Regions from separate parts of the Homo sapiens genome. Here region 1 is linked to region 2. Evidence: chromatin contacts called from ENCODE Hi-C data. All regions are on one chromosome and are shown on one strand. The core of a region is the stretch at or near the end of the contact, and the rest is flanking DNA. Distances in the headings are between cores, read along the strand shown.

Evidence for each region. Hi-C counts contacts between places; a loop is a spot of excess contacts on that map. Pooled maps may share reads with other maps.
Region 1: a map with no recorded cell type shows a loop between it and region 2 (9-fold over the local background). The contact joins the enhancer-like site here to the promoter of BMP6 in region 2. A Hi-C loop is called at or near these places in 1 of 168 maps with a recorded cell type or tissue (mammary epithelial cell), 2 of 37 single-sample maps with no recorded cell type and 9 of 50 pooled maps.

What each region holds. Positions count from the first base shown.
Region 1 is chr6:7,275,214-7,281,779 of GRCh38, forward strand. It overlaps SSR1 (signal sequence receptor subunit 1), which reads right to left. Exons shown (of 8, transcript NM_003144.5): 8 at 5,930-6,566. Among named protein-coding and RNA genes, the nearest start is that of SSR1, 35 kb to the right of the region's middle. RefSeq lists an enhancer at 964-1,133 and a silencer at 6,529-6,566. Within about 2 kb of position 2,001, at least 5 of the 41 ENCODE cell types and tissues checked have a DNase peak (open chromatin) inside an H3K27ac peak, as active enhancers do; they include mammary epithelial cell, where a contact is called at or near this core.
Region 2 is chr6:7,721,056-7,728,048 of GRCh38, forward strand. BMP6 (bone morphogenetic protein 6) reads left to right here and starts at 5,044. Exons shown (of 7, transcript NM_001718.6): 1 at 5,044-6,564. The coding sequence starts at 5,901. RefSeq lists an enhancer at 2,220-2,279.

The DNA of each region.
Region 1 (6,566 bases), core at 751-3,250, 450 kb before region 2:
GATCAGCTTTTTCTTAACATGCAGAACCTTTAAAAAGTAAAACCCTTGACATACAGCAAGGACTTTATTAATATTCCTAGGGTAACTAATAACTGTAGTTACTATTATCCCCATTTTGTATATGAAGAGACAGGCTGAGACAAGTGACTTGCCCAAGGTAATCTAGCCACTGAGTGGGTAAGTTTTGATTCAAACAAGGGCTAATTCCAACAGCTATTTTTTTAATACATAAAAAACTAATTTTAAATTTTTTTGTAGAGATGGGGTCTTACTATATTGCCCAGGCTGGTCTCGAACTCCTCGCCTCAAGTGATCCTCCTGCCTCGGCCTCCCAAAGTGCTGGGATTACAGGCTAGGATTACTGTTGGAGCTACCGTGCCTGGCCTCCAACAGCTATTAACCATCATACTATACTACTGACTGTCCAGCAACTGAAAATATTTGATTTGTTCATCTGAAGTCATCCTGTGTGTATACGTATATGGACATGACAGTGGCAAAGTCGACAGGTGGCCAGCTTTGTCTGTCCTCAAAGACTGCTCCTTTGGGAGGCAAGCTGCAGCACATGTTGGGCGTGGTCAGGCAGCTCTACAGATGACCCACGGGCTTGTCTCACAGCATTCATCTTTCTACCAACACAAACCATTCAAATTACTTAAAAAATCCGAGATTATTTCACTGATGTCTTAGCAAAAGCAGCATTTTTCATTTTCATTTTAATTCTGGGGTAGGGGTGGAGCACAGGCTGTTAGGCTGGTTGGAGTAGGGGGTTTGCTTTAGGAGAGAATGATTCCTAACAGTCTTGTCTTCTTCCCAGGCTTCTCCAGCTTTCTGGCAATACCAAGGGGCAGACCCGGGAATGGGTTGTTCAGTCACTGCTGTACCGCCCATGAGCGGCAGAGGGCAGCAAAACACACTCATCGGACGGGCATCAAGGGAGCCTGAGGATAACCAGGTATGCTTTAAAATGTTTTCGCATCATTTAGGGAACTCTTGCAGAGGAGAAATACTACAGATTTAAAATTATGAAACCAAAAAAACCACAGACACGAGTAACTATTTATTCTCCTTATGAGAAACTTAGAACTGGGCGTGGTGGTTCACACCTGTAATCCCAGCACTTTGGGAGGCCGAGTTGGGAGAATCACCTGAGGCCATGAGTTCGAGACCAGCCTGGGCAGCTCGGCGAGACCCTGTCTCTACTAAAAATTCAAAAAAAAATTAGCTGGGCATGGGGGCATGTGACTGTAATCACAGCTACTTGGGTGGCTGAGGAACAAGAATCCCTTGAACCTGGGAAGCGGGGGTTGCAGTGAGCTGAGATGGCGCCACAGCACTCCACTCCAGCCTCGGCAACAGGGCGAGGCTCTGACTCAAAAAACATAGAAGTGGGCCGGGCGCGGTGGCTCACGCCTGTAATCCCAGCACTTTGGGAGGGTGAGGCGGGTGGATCACGAGGTCAGGAGATCGAGACCAGCCTGCCTAACACGGTGAAACCCCGTCTCTACTAAAAATATAAAAAATTAGCTGGGCGTGGTGGCTGGCGCCTGTAGTCCCAGCTACTCAGGAGGCTGAGGCAGGAGAATGGCCGGAACCCTGGAGGCAGAGCTTGCAGTGAGCCGAGATCGTGCCACTGCACTCCAGCCTGGGTGACAGAGCGAGACTCCGTCTCAAAAAAAAAAAGCCACAAAAATTAGCCAGGGGTAGTGGCACCTGCCTGCAGTCCCAGCTACTCGGGAGGCTGAGGCAGAAGAATTGCTTGAACCTGGGAGGCGGAGGTTGCAGTGAGCCAAGACTGTGCCACTGCACTCCAGCCTGGGTGACAGAGCAAGACTCCATCTCAAAAAAGAAACAAACATACAAACAAACAAAAAAAACCATAGAAGTATACTTTTACAAATTCTTTTTTAAAAACACATACATATAATTTAAAACACAGATGGGGGTCTCACTCTGTCAACCAGGCTGGTCTCAAAATCTTGGGCTCAAGTCATCCTCCCGCCTTGGCCTCCAAAGTGCTGGGATTACAGGCGTGAGCCACTGTGCCCAGCCAACTTTTACAAATTCTCTTCTGTTTTTTTTTTTTTTGGAGACGGAGTCTCACTCTGTCACCCAGGGTGAAGTGAAGTGGCACACTCTCGGCTCACTACAACCTCCACCTCCTGAGTTCAAACAATTTTCCTGCCTCAGCCTCCCAAGCAGCTGGGACTATAGGCGCCCACCACCATGCCTGGCTAATTTTTGCATATTTAGTAGAGACGGGGTTTCACCATGTTGGCCAGGCTGGTCTCAAACTCCTAACCTCAGGTGATCCACCTGCCTTGGCCTCCCAAAGTGCTGGGATTACAAGTATGAGCAACTGTGCCCAGCCTCCTTTTACAAATTCTTAAAGACACAGCTAGTCTCCTGACGTGAGGCACTACTCAAAGGGAGCTTGAACAAATAGTTTTCCTTTGGTCTCTTTCCTCACGGGGTTCGTGTGGCAGCTTTGTGTGCCTGTGATATGTTACGGAGTTGTTTCCACTGGGAATTTGGTAACTTTGTCATTATGCGTTTAAGGAGAAAATAGTTAAGATTACAATTCACTCAATTTAGGAACCAACTTTTTATTTTGAAGCTACAGCTGTGATCTATTGTTTCACTTCCCTTTATGGAACTCACCTAATGGAATTTCACAGAAACCATCTATAGCAACGCCTATGCACTTGCTTGCCAGTTTCTGTTAAGTTTTTGTTTTAGTAAATGCTTCCTGGTTTGAGCTGCAATGTACAACCAAGATGCCATTTCCACTTCTCAAGGTGGAGCAGTCTGATCCATAACCCTGCAAGTTCCCAGCCAGAGATGCACGCATTTGTGAACAGGACACACAAACCTGTGTCCAGCTCTGCCACTTAACGGTTGTGGAATTTCTGGCAAGTTAATTTAACCTGTGTTCAATTTCCTTATTTGCAAAATGGAGATACACCTACTTCACAGTGTGATAAATAATTCACATGAAACACCTACCACGTGTGTCAGGTCCTGTTTTAAGACTTGGTGAGCTGGTGACAAAATTCTTGCTGTCATAAGCTTACATTCACAAGGGGTGATGGGCAATGGAAGGACAAGGTAACTTCTGTGTGTGTGTGTGTGTGTGTGTGTGTGTGTGAGAGAGAGAGAGAGAGAGAGAGAGAGAGTCTGTCTCGCTCTGTCGCCCAGGCTGAGAGACAGAGAGACTTGCTCTGTCGCCCAGGCTGCAGTGCAGTGGCATGATCTCGGCTCACTGCAACCTCTGCCTCCCGGGTTCAAGTGATTCTCCTGCCTCAGCTTTCCAAGTAGCTGGGATTACAGGTGCGCGCCACACCTGGCTAATTTTTGTATTTTTAGTAGACACAGGGTTTCACCATGTTGGCCAGGTTGGTCTCGAACTCCTGACCTCAAGTGATCTGCCCACCTCAGCCTCCCAAAGTGCTGGGATTACAGGTGTGAGCCACTGCGGCCAGCCCAAGGTAACTTCTGATAGTGGTGAAGATAATGAGAACAGAGCAGGGTGTGTGGGGCCTTCCATGAGGGGAGTTTTCAGGAAGACTAAGAGCAGGGAAGATGGGGGCTGAGACCTGGGCAGAGGGGATTACTGCCAAGGCCCTGATCCTGGACAAGCCTGGCAGGGTAGAAGATGAGGAGGTGGCTGGCCAGGAAGCCTGGAGGGCAGCACAGGAAGGGGCAAGGCAGGGAGGGCGAGATACTGGAGAGCCCTGCAGGCAGTGGTGGAGCACTTGTGCTCACCTAGATGCCAGTGGAAGCCAGAGGAGAGTTTCCAGAAGAGAAGAGTCAGGATCTGATAGAGTGGCTTGGACTCTTGTGGGCATAAAGCCCGAGAGGCAAGGGGGTGGGGCAGGAGTGGCTGCACTGAGCACTGGCCTGGCACCAACTCGGCAGCAGAGAGGAGCTCATGTTTTTACAAACAGCAAAGAGAAAGGCTGAGTCCCTGAAAAGGAGAAATACTTTCAAGGGTTTTCTATTAAGAATCTATCTTGGGGCCGGGTGCGGTGGCTCACGCCTGTAATCCCAGCACTTTGGGGGGCCAAGGTGGGTGGATCACGAGGTCAGGAGATCGAGACCATCCTGGCTAACACGGTGAAACCCCGTCTCTACTAAAAATACAAAAAATTAGGCGGGTGTGGTGGCGGGCACCTGTAGTCCCAGCTACTCGGGAGGCTGAGACAGGAGAATGGGGTGAACCCGGGAGGCGGAGCTTGCAGTGAACCGAGATCACGCCACTGCACTCCAGCCTGGATGACAGAGCAAGACTCTGTGTCAAAAAAACAAAAACAAAAAAAGACTCTTATCTTGGGCTGGGCGCGGTGGCTCACACCTGTAATCCCAGCACTTTGGGAGGCCTAGGCAGGTGGATCATCTGAGGTTGGGAGTTCAAAACCAGCCTGACCAACATGGTGAAACCCCGTCTCTATTAAAAATACAAAAATTAGCTGGGCGTGGTGGCACATTCCTGTAATACCAGCTACTAAGGAAGCTGAGGCAGAATAATCGCTTGAACCCGGGAGGCGGAGGTTGCAGTGAGCCAAGATTGCGCCATTGCACTCCAGCTGCGCAACAGAGTGAGACACCGTTTAAAAAAAAAAAAAAAAGAATATCTTGATTTTCTTTCACTATGTAGTGACAATGCATCCAAGTTTTAAAAAGTGGCTCCGTTTCTTTTGGGGCCACAAATAAGCTATCCACAACCACTGGATTTATTATACTCATTGTAGGAGGCTCAGATAAATTTCACATTTGCATTTATTGCTTCCATTATAAAATATAGGCTCATTACAAACATTCTGAAGAAGAAAAAAAAAGTCCACTATCCTAACCAAAAACGGCTTTAGCATTTTGGTGTATTTCTCTTCAGACTTTGGATTAATCCAAAGTTTAATACTGAATGTTTCAAGCATTGCAGAGAAGACGTAATGCTGGTTCTTACTGCCCTAATATATTTTTTCCTAACTCCCCAAGCTTGTTATGCTCTAGTATTTTTTATTCTTCAAAGCATTTTTTCCTCTCAGCAGAAAAAGCTAAAAACATTATTATCTGGTAACAAAGACTGATTCTCCAGAGTTTGCACAGCCTCTAATTAAAAGTTACTTTTTCTATGAAGAACACTTTAATTCTACTGCTTAGAATACAATCTTGAAGGGAAAGAAATCTTAGGTGCTACTGACTTACTGGCTGGGTATACAGATGAGAAAATTACATCAAAGATCCATCTCGGCTTCCTTAGAAATGTTTAATAAGCGATCAGAGTATGCAGTCTGTGCAATTATTGGGAATGGAAAGTCAGTATGGGAGTGTGGATGGGGTAGACCTTACTTACTCATATACCTGCGTGAGGGGGAGTGTCTTTATGATCATCATCTGAAAAGCCAACTAGCTGACAGCCCAAGAGTGCCTGTAAAACCAATCTTAAATCACCTTTATTCTAAAACATCACTGAAATGTCTAAAAATGTGTGAACTTTTTTTTTTTTGAGACGGAAGCACCCAGGCTGAAGTGCAGTGGCGTGATCTCAGCTTACTGCAACCTCTGCCTCCCGGGTTCAAGTGATTCTCCTGCCTCAGCCTCATGAGTAGCTGGGATTACAGGCGCGTGCCACCACGCCCAGCTAATTTTTGTATTTTTAGTAGAGACGAGGTTTCACCATATTGGTCAAGGTAGTCTTGAACTCCTGACCTTGTGATCCATCCACCTCAGCCTCCCAAAGTGCTGGGATTACAGGCGTGAGCCACCGTGCCCGGCCAAACTTTTAAATAATTTCCAGGAGGACATTCCGATCAAAATTGTGATTTTTTTTCTTTTCTTTTTTTGCTTCTATTTTGGATTCCTCGTGCGTCTTGAGACCAAGCAGGAATATGCACTGGTACTTTAGAAAACATTTCATGTTGCACACAAATACTTTCATGATCAGCTTTAATTTAAGGGACATGTAAATAAAAAGATGCATTTGACAGGACAGCAGACTAGTTCAAGCAGGAGGTTAGACCAGTAACAACAACCAAGAAAGCAAAGTGCTCGTTTCCATCTTGGCTTTACCACACTTACAAACTGATACCCAAATAACAGAAATGTTTCTCAAAGCTGCACAAGAATTTTAAGGATTCATGACCCCACTTTCATTAAATAGTCCCAGAAGATAGCTAAATAACATTTTCAGATAGAACCTCACACTGCATAAGTTTCATAACAAACAAACCTAAGATATGCTGACAGAAATCACATTGAGTTTGCAAGCACTCAAATAGAAAACCCAAGACCTCCGGCAACAAATTAGAAAATATGAACAGAAATATTTTAAACCACAAGTATTTCATCCCAACTAAATTCCAATTTCTTCAATGTTCTCTGAGTTGTTAGATTTCAAAGTGAAGAGAACTGAAATCTCTTTTTATTCATAGCAGAGCCAAAACTGGAAGTCACTTATTAAATACCTGTGTACAAAACACCATACTTGGGGCTATATGCGATTTCAGGTTGGATAAACGAGTCATGTTGAATGACAAAAAGTTAGACTGGGGAGATTTATGGAGAGA
Region 2 (6,993 bases), core at 3,794-6,293:
ATGAGGGCCAACATCCTGCCTACCACAGTATACATTCCTAGTTATTTTGTTTACTATCCATTTCCCCATCTAGAATCTATGTGGACAGGGATTTCTGTTTGGTATCCCAAAACCTAGACCACTGCCTGGCACATAGGCATGGAAAGATGTGTTGAATGAATGAATGAAGACTGGGTAATTAGCCTTTCTCTTCTTTTTAAAAAGCTGTCAGTGACTTTCATTTTAACCTGATTTTACCACCAGTGTGCTTTTCCCTGGCTCCACATGCCACTGGTTACGGCTTTGCTAGTTAAGGGGATTACTAACAGGATAATGTCATATTTTTATGTTACCTCCTAGTGACACAGAGACACATCCTGGACAGGAGGTACAGAGTGGGGTCACAAAATGGACTGAAGCTCAGAGGCCAGCACAGGCCAGGGAGCCTCATGCACCCCAGTTAACTAAGTGTCCAATCATTTCTTGGAATAAAACTCTTCAGGGATAGTAAAACTAGTCATGGAAATGTGTTAAGCATTGTTTTGCTCAGAAAAAAAATTGAAGACTTAGTCTGCACATGTTAATTACTCAATGAAAATTTCACAAACGATTTAATCATCTGGATGTCTCGAAATATTCTGTTGCTTAATATTATGTAGACAGCCTAAATCCTAGGGTCATAGAGATCTGAGCTTGTGTGAAAAGCTTGAAACACGTACAAGTAACAGATTTGCTATTTGGGTTATGGTGTGGAAAAAAATCTCTGGAAACAGATTTATGTATTAGTTTTTCACTTTGCCACCAGATGTCCTTCATGAGTAGGAAAATATGATGACTTGAATGATATTTTGAAGTGTGAATGCCCAGCATTTTTGAGTAGACAGTGAAAGCGGAGTGTGACTGAATGTAAATGTTACCACAGACTTTTGGATGAGACAGGTCTTTTGAAGGCTGTCTTACAGGTGTAGCTTTCAGAAGCAATACTTATTTCACTTGCAAATTTTCATTTCTCATACTTTACAACCATTTATCTATTTTCTTTTCACTCAACTCTAAATCGATATTTTAAAAATTTGATCGAATTATTATACTTTGAAATTAACATTAAGAAGTACTCAGGTCCTTATGCTAATAGTAAAGATAAAAAGTTGGTCTTTGGAGTGGAACGTCTCAATAATTCAAGGAGGCTAGACCTCAGTCTTTTAAACATGACAGCTACACAGTTTACAAGATTTTTTTTTTTTTTTTTTGAGACAGGGTCTTGCTGTCACCCAGGCTGGAGTGCAGTGGTGTGATCTGGTGATCTGGGCTCACTGTAACCTCCACCTCCCTGGCTCAAGCGATCCTCCCACCTCAACCTCCTGAGGAGCTGGAACTACAGGCGTGCACCACCACACCCGGCTAATTTTTGTATTTTTTTTTTTTTTTTTTTTTTGTAGAAACAAGGTCTTACTAGGTTGCCCAGCCTGATCTCGAGCTCCTGGGCTCAAGTGATCTGCCTGCCTCAGCCTCTCAAAGTGTTGCTATTACATACCTGGCCAAGATATTTTTATTAAGTTAATTCTAAAAGCAGCAACTTACATCTTCAGGAAATGCAGTTGAAAGGGACCAATGTAAAATTTAATATAAAATCCAAGACTGAAGTTGCAGTTTATTGCTAATAAGGTAATATAGAATATGTGTTTAATATGTCAAATTAATAAACAGCATGTTTACAAAATAGAAGCTATTTGGTCAAGTGTGTTATAAATGTATAACAGAAACCCTCAGAATATATAAGGAACAAGGACAACTACAGGTTTAAAGGATTTGTTGCGTGAATTACATGGTGCCTTAATAAACACTTGGAGACAGAATTCCCGTCCTATTCCCACTATCACTGGAAGTATGGGATGAACCTGTGCTTTCTGGTGAGGGCTCCTCATTTCTTCATTAAGTGGGGCAGGGAGATGGGACAGGCAACGTATTGCCAGAAAACTGAAGGCCATCTGCATGAAATGTCAGCCAAGCAACCAGATGTTTGATTGGATTGGCTCCCACATCCGGCTTCTTGATCGAATTCCTCCTCTTTCCACCCAGATGTTTTAGAAACACAGAGAACTTCATGAAGCTTGTTCCGGGCCCGCAGAGGAAGGGGCGGTAATATTTTGGTGTCCTGCAGGGGGCGAAGTTACCTCTAATTTTATCAAGTCGGTTCATACATTCCAGCGGACTTCAAAGCCCAGATCTGCTCCTGTCCCTCCAACTCCACCCACCCCATGCCTCCTCCTCTTGAATCACATGTGGACGTTGTCTAGCTCCCTGTCCTGAGGCTTCCAGGGGAGCACTCGGGCTGTCTAATGGGGAAGGGTCCCAGAAGCAGGGAGTAGACAAGGTGGGGGTTAGGGGATTTTTATCCACCTAGAGGTCCAACTGGCTTGGAGAAAGAGTAGTCCCAATTTCAAGGTTATTAAAATCCTAGAACTGTATCTCTTCCTGTCCCCTTTGTCCCAATGGATACAAGGGCTTGCCTGCATGTGTCCCGCAAACATGATGTGCACATGTTGGGAGCCATAGTGGACAGAAGAGGAGCACATCCTCAGTTGGATGTCACTGTCCTTATGATCATTGTAATGTCTCACTGCACAGTTTTTTTAGGAGCTTCTTCTGGCTCTTAAGGGAGATGTGCGTTCTCATGTTCATCACCTGGAGGTACTCTCGACACCTCCTCATTCTAGCCCCATTCGACAGAAACTGAGAATCCATCTTGGTGGAGTGAGGAGCCTGCAACAGACCTGAATCAGAGTTGCTGCTCAGATGTTTAGTTGATAGTCACTTTAGACTCATGTCACATGAACCCATCTACTTCTTAGTGTCTAAGGAAAGGGAGAGATGGCGTGCGTGTGTGTGCATGTGTGTGTGTGTCTTCTGCACTAGGTCCACCCCATAGATGCATACACAAGTTGAGTATCCCTTATCCAAAGTGCTTGGGACCAGAAGTATTTCAAATTTCAGATTTTTAGATTTTGGAATATTTGCATATACATAATGAGATACCTTAGGGATGGGATCCAAGTCTAAACATGAAATTCATTTATGTTTCGTATATATCTCATATACATAGTCTGAAGGTAATTTAATACAATATTTCAAATGATTTTGTGGATGAAAATTTTGACTGTGTTTTGACCATGTCCCATCCTATGAGGTCAGGTGTGGAATTTTCCATCTGAGGCATCATGTCAGCTCTCAGAAATCTTTAGATTTTGGAGCATTTTGGATGTCAGATTTTTGGGTTAGGGATGCTCAACCTCTACAATAGGTGGGTCACCCCTCGATTTTGTGTTTTAAATGACATAGCCCCACCAAGGTGCCCTCATCCATGCTTGAAATGTTGAGTTTCCTGTGTCTTCCCCACTGCCCTCGTAGGTAGAAAGTCTTTTACTCTGCCTGCATCTCACCAGAAGTCTTATGAGGAAGGTGCAACTAGGTTTAAAAAAGGAGGCTCTTGGCAGGAAGCCTAGGTGTATTTGCTGGAATTTCAGATCTTCTGAGCAGAGCTCTTGGCTGCTGTGGGGCACTGCAGTGAATTTATGTCCCTAACATGTTCCCTACAGAAAAAAGAAGTGACAGGGCTCTTGAATTCTGAGGGTCCGGGCATCCCAGACAAAGTATCGTATTATCTTTTCGGATGGAAGAAATCCCTGTAGAGATGGTTAAAGACTGGCATTCACATAAGTTTTGTGCCCTGAAATTCATAGCTATCAGATATTTGTAGAAATAAAGACTCTTCTAAATGACCACTTGTGTCTGGGCCAAGGCAGAACTAGAAAGAAGGACTCAGTGGGTAGTTGGAGTCAGTGGTGGTCTCTATTTACCCATGAGAAATAGATTCTTGGAAATAGGATAGGAATGCTTATAAGATTTGGACCAACAGAAAGCCTATGATCTCATAAATTCATGAATCCCACAGTCTATAATCTATTTGACTTCACTCTCAAATGCCTAGGACCATTTGGACTAAGGCTGGCAAGTCAGAAAATTGCAGTTTTTATTTTCAACTCCACACAATTTTCACCAAGTAAAAAACCTTCATGTTTTACGTGAATTTGCTTCTACGATCCATAGATGACTGGATGTTCTCGGGCGGGGTAAAGGCAAATGAATTTGTGTCCTCATTGGCAAATGGTGTTGGTGGTGGTGTTATCTTGTCTAAAATCCACAGGAACCTGTGTTTCAGGACCCTGTCTATTGTCCTGACCATTCAGAATGCATGCCAAGCCCCTGCTCTTCCTGGAGTTATCTTTATCACCTCTCCTCAAGTTTTATCTTGCACCATATAAGTCACATTGTATTTCAATATTAAAATGCAACATTAATAGATAAGCTGGAGAATCAAGACATTTCCAAGAAGACAGGGGACGCCTTTTCTAATATATCGTCTGATTACACCCTCTTTCTTTTGGGTGCTAGCTTAAGAAGCCAAACCAAAGCACAAATGAACAGAGAAGTCAACACATCCGACCCCAAACCCTCAGGACGCTGGCTTGGGTTACATGTGGCCCTCTCTGTGGTCAGTTTGTGAGTAGCCTCCCCGGAGGGTGTGTCCCAACTTCCAGCAGCTGCCGTGGAAAGCCACGTGTCCGCTAAACGCCTACATTACATCAATAAGAGAAACTAAGGAAGGGATGGAAAAGCTATCATTTTTCTTTTCTTCCTCAGTTCTGGCAGTATAGTGATTTAATCGCTGTTATTATTTTTATTTAGTTAAAGCATCAACTTAGGCCTTTTAAATGATGGTAAAAGAGAAAGCTTCAGATCGGGGTATTGGTCAGATCATTCTTACTAGCGATGACCTCTTCGCCTTTGGCACCTCGCGGCTCTTCGCATGCCTCCAAGAATTCCCGGGTCTTGAAACCTACGCGCGGCGGAGGCGACGCCTCTCGGGAGAGGGAGGGTGAAAGAAGGGGCGGGGCTATTTAAATAGCCCGCGAGCTTCGCGTCCCCATTGGCTGCCAGCCTGTCGGTTACCGCGGGGCGGGGAGTCCCGGGGCTGGAGTGAGGTACCTGAGCCGGGCGCGCAGCAGAAAGCCCACGTTGGCCGCTGCGGGGAGCGCGGCGTGGAGAGGCGGGAGACCGAATTCCGGCGCCGCCGCCGCGGCCGCTGCTCGGTGCACTAGCCCCCTTCCTTCCCATCCTTTCTGCGAGCGGGTTTGCTGGGCAGCCGGGCGACCGCCGAACGGAAAGCAAGATCCTCGCCGCCTCCGCTTGAGGAGGCGTGCGGCGCGCGGAGATTTTGAGTGGGAGCGACGGTGCCCGAGAGCTCAGGGGCGCGGAGTTCGTGAGCGAGAAGGAAGTTAAACCTCGCGGAATAGACTGGCATTTCGGGACGCCTTGTCGCCGCAGCCTGGGCCCTGCAACGGGGTAAACTTCATGGTGGCCCTGCGATCTGGGGAGGGGCGTGCGCCACGGTGATGCCGGGCATCTCCCGCAGCTCGTGAGCGGCCCCGCTCCCCGCTGCCCCGGGTCCCACTCAGTCGCCAGGGAGAGCGCGGGGCAGCGCACGTGTGCGGCCAGCGAGGCCCAGAGTGACCGCGCCGCGACTCGCAGGAGCCAGGGCGCAGGCTGCAGTGCAGCCCGGACTCAGACGCACCTGGCCTGGACCGCGCGCCTCTAGAGACCTGCGCGAGGCTGTGAGGCTCCCCTTCCTCCCCTCCAAGCGGTTCTCCTGGTGATCGCCCCTTCGCCACCTCTCTAGCCTGGGCAACTGGGGGCGCCCCGGACGACCATGAGAGATAAGGACTGAGGGCCAGGAAGGGGAAGCGAGCCCGCCGAGAGGTGGCGGGGACTGCTCACGCCAAGGGCCACAGCGGCCGCGCTCCGGCCTCGCTCCGCCGCTCCACGCCTCGCGGGATCCGCGGGGGCAGCCCGGCCGGGCGGGGATGCCGGGGCTGGGGCGGAGGGCGCAGTGGCTGTGCTGGTGGTGGGGGCTGCTGTGCAGCTGCTGCGGGCCCCCGCCGCTGCGGCCGCCCTTGCCCGCTGCCGCGGCCGCCGCCGCCGGGGGGCAGCTGCTGGGGGACGGCGGGAGCCCCGGCCGCACGGAGCAGCCGCCGCCGTCGCCGCAGTCCTCCTCGGGCTTCCTGTACCGGCGGCTCAAGACGCAGGAGAAGCGGGAGATGCAGAAGGAGATCTTGTCGGTGCTGGGGCTCCCGCACCGGCCCCGGCCCCTGCACGGCCTCCAACAGCCGCAGCCCCCGGCGCTCCGGCAGCAGGAGGAGCAGCAGCAGCAGCAGCAGCTGCCTCGCGGAGAGCCCCCTCCCGGGCGACTGAAGTCCGCGCCCCTCTTCATGCTGGATCTGTACAACGCCCTGTCCGCCGACAACGACGAGGACGGGGCGTCGGAGGGGGAGAGGCAGCAGTCCTGGCCCCACGAAGCAGCCAGCTCGTCCCAGCGTCGGCAGCCGCCCCCGGGCGCCGCGCACCCGCTCAACCGCAAGAGCCTTCTGGCCCCCGGATCTGGCAGCGGCGGCGCGTCCCCACTGACCAGCGCGCAGGACAGCGCCTTCCTCAACGACGCGGACATGGTCATGAGCTTTGTGAACCTGGGTAAGGATTTGGGGTAACGTAATGACGAGAACATTTCCCCCTTTTCAGTGTCCCGGGCCCAGGGGATGGAGTGAGGGGGTGGAGGAGCTCCCGGCGCGCGGGTCCCGCCTGGTGCGCCAGAGAACGCGGGGACAGGCAGGCTGTGCTCCCGCCACCTGCGCGGCGGTGGGCGGCACATGCGCTCCCCCGCGCCGCGGGCAGGGCTGCGCGCCGAGGCCCCCAGAGGCGGCTGGCCGGCCGGGCCGCGGGGCTCCGGGAGCGCTGTCCCCAGCGGGCGTGTATTTGCGGACTCCCTGAGCACGTTCCGCGCTTTTTTTCACTTCTGCCCAGCTCTGGCCAGGTTAACTCAACTGCAGCAGGAGAGTCCAGCCCGAGTGTGGCCATCCTGGGAAGAGGGCTCTTCAGTACGATTTTCCCCTCTAAACTGCC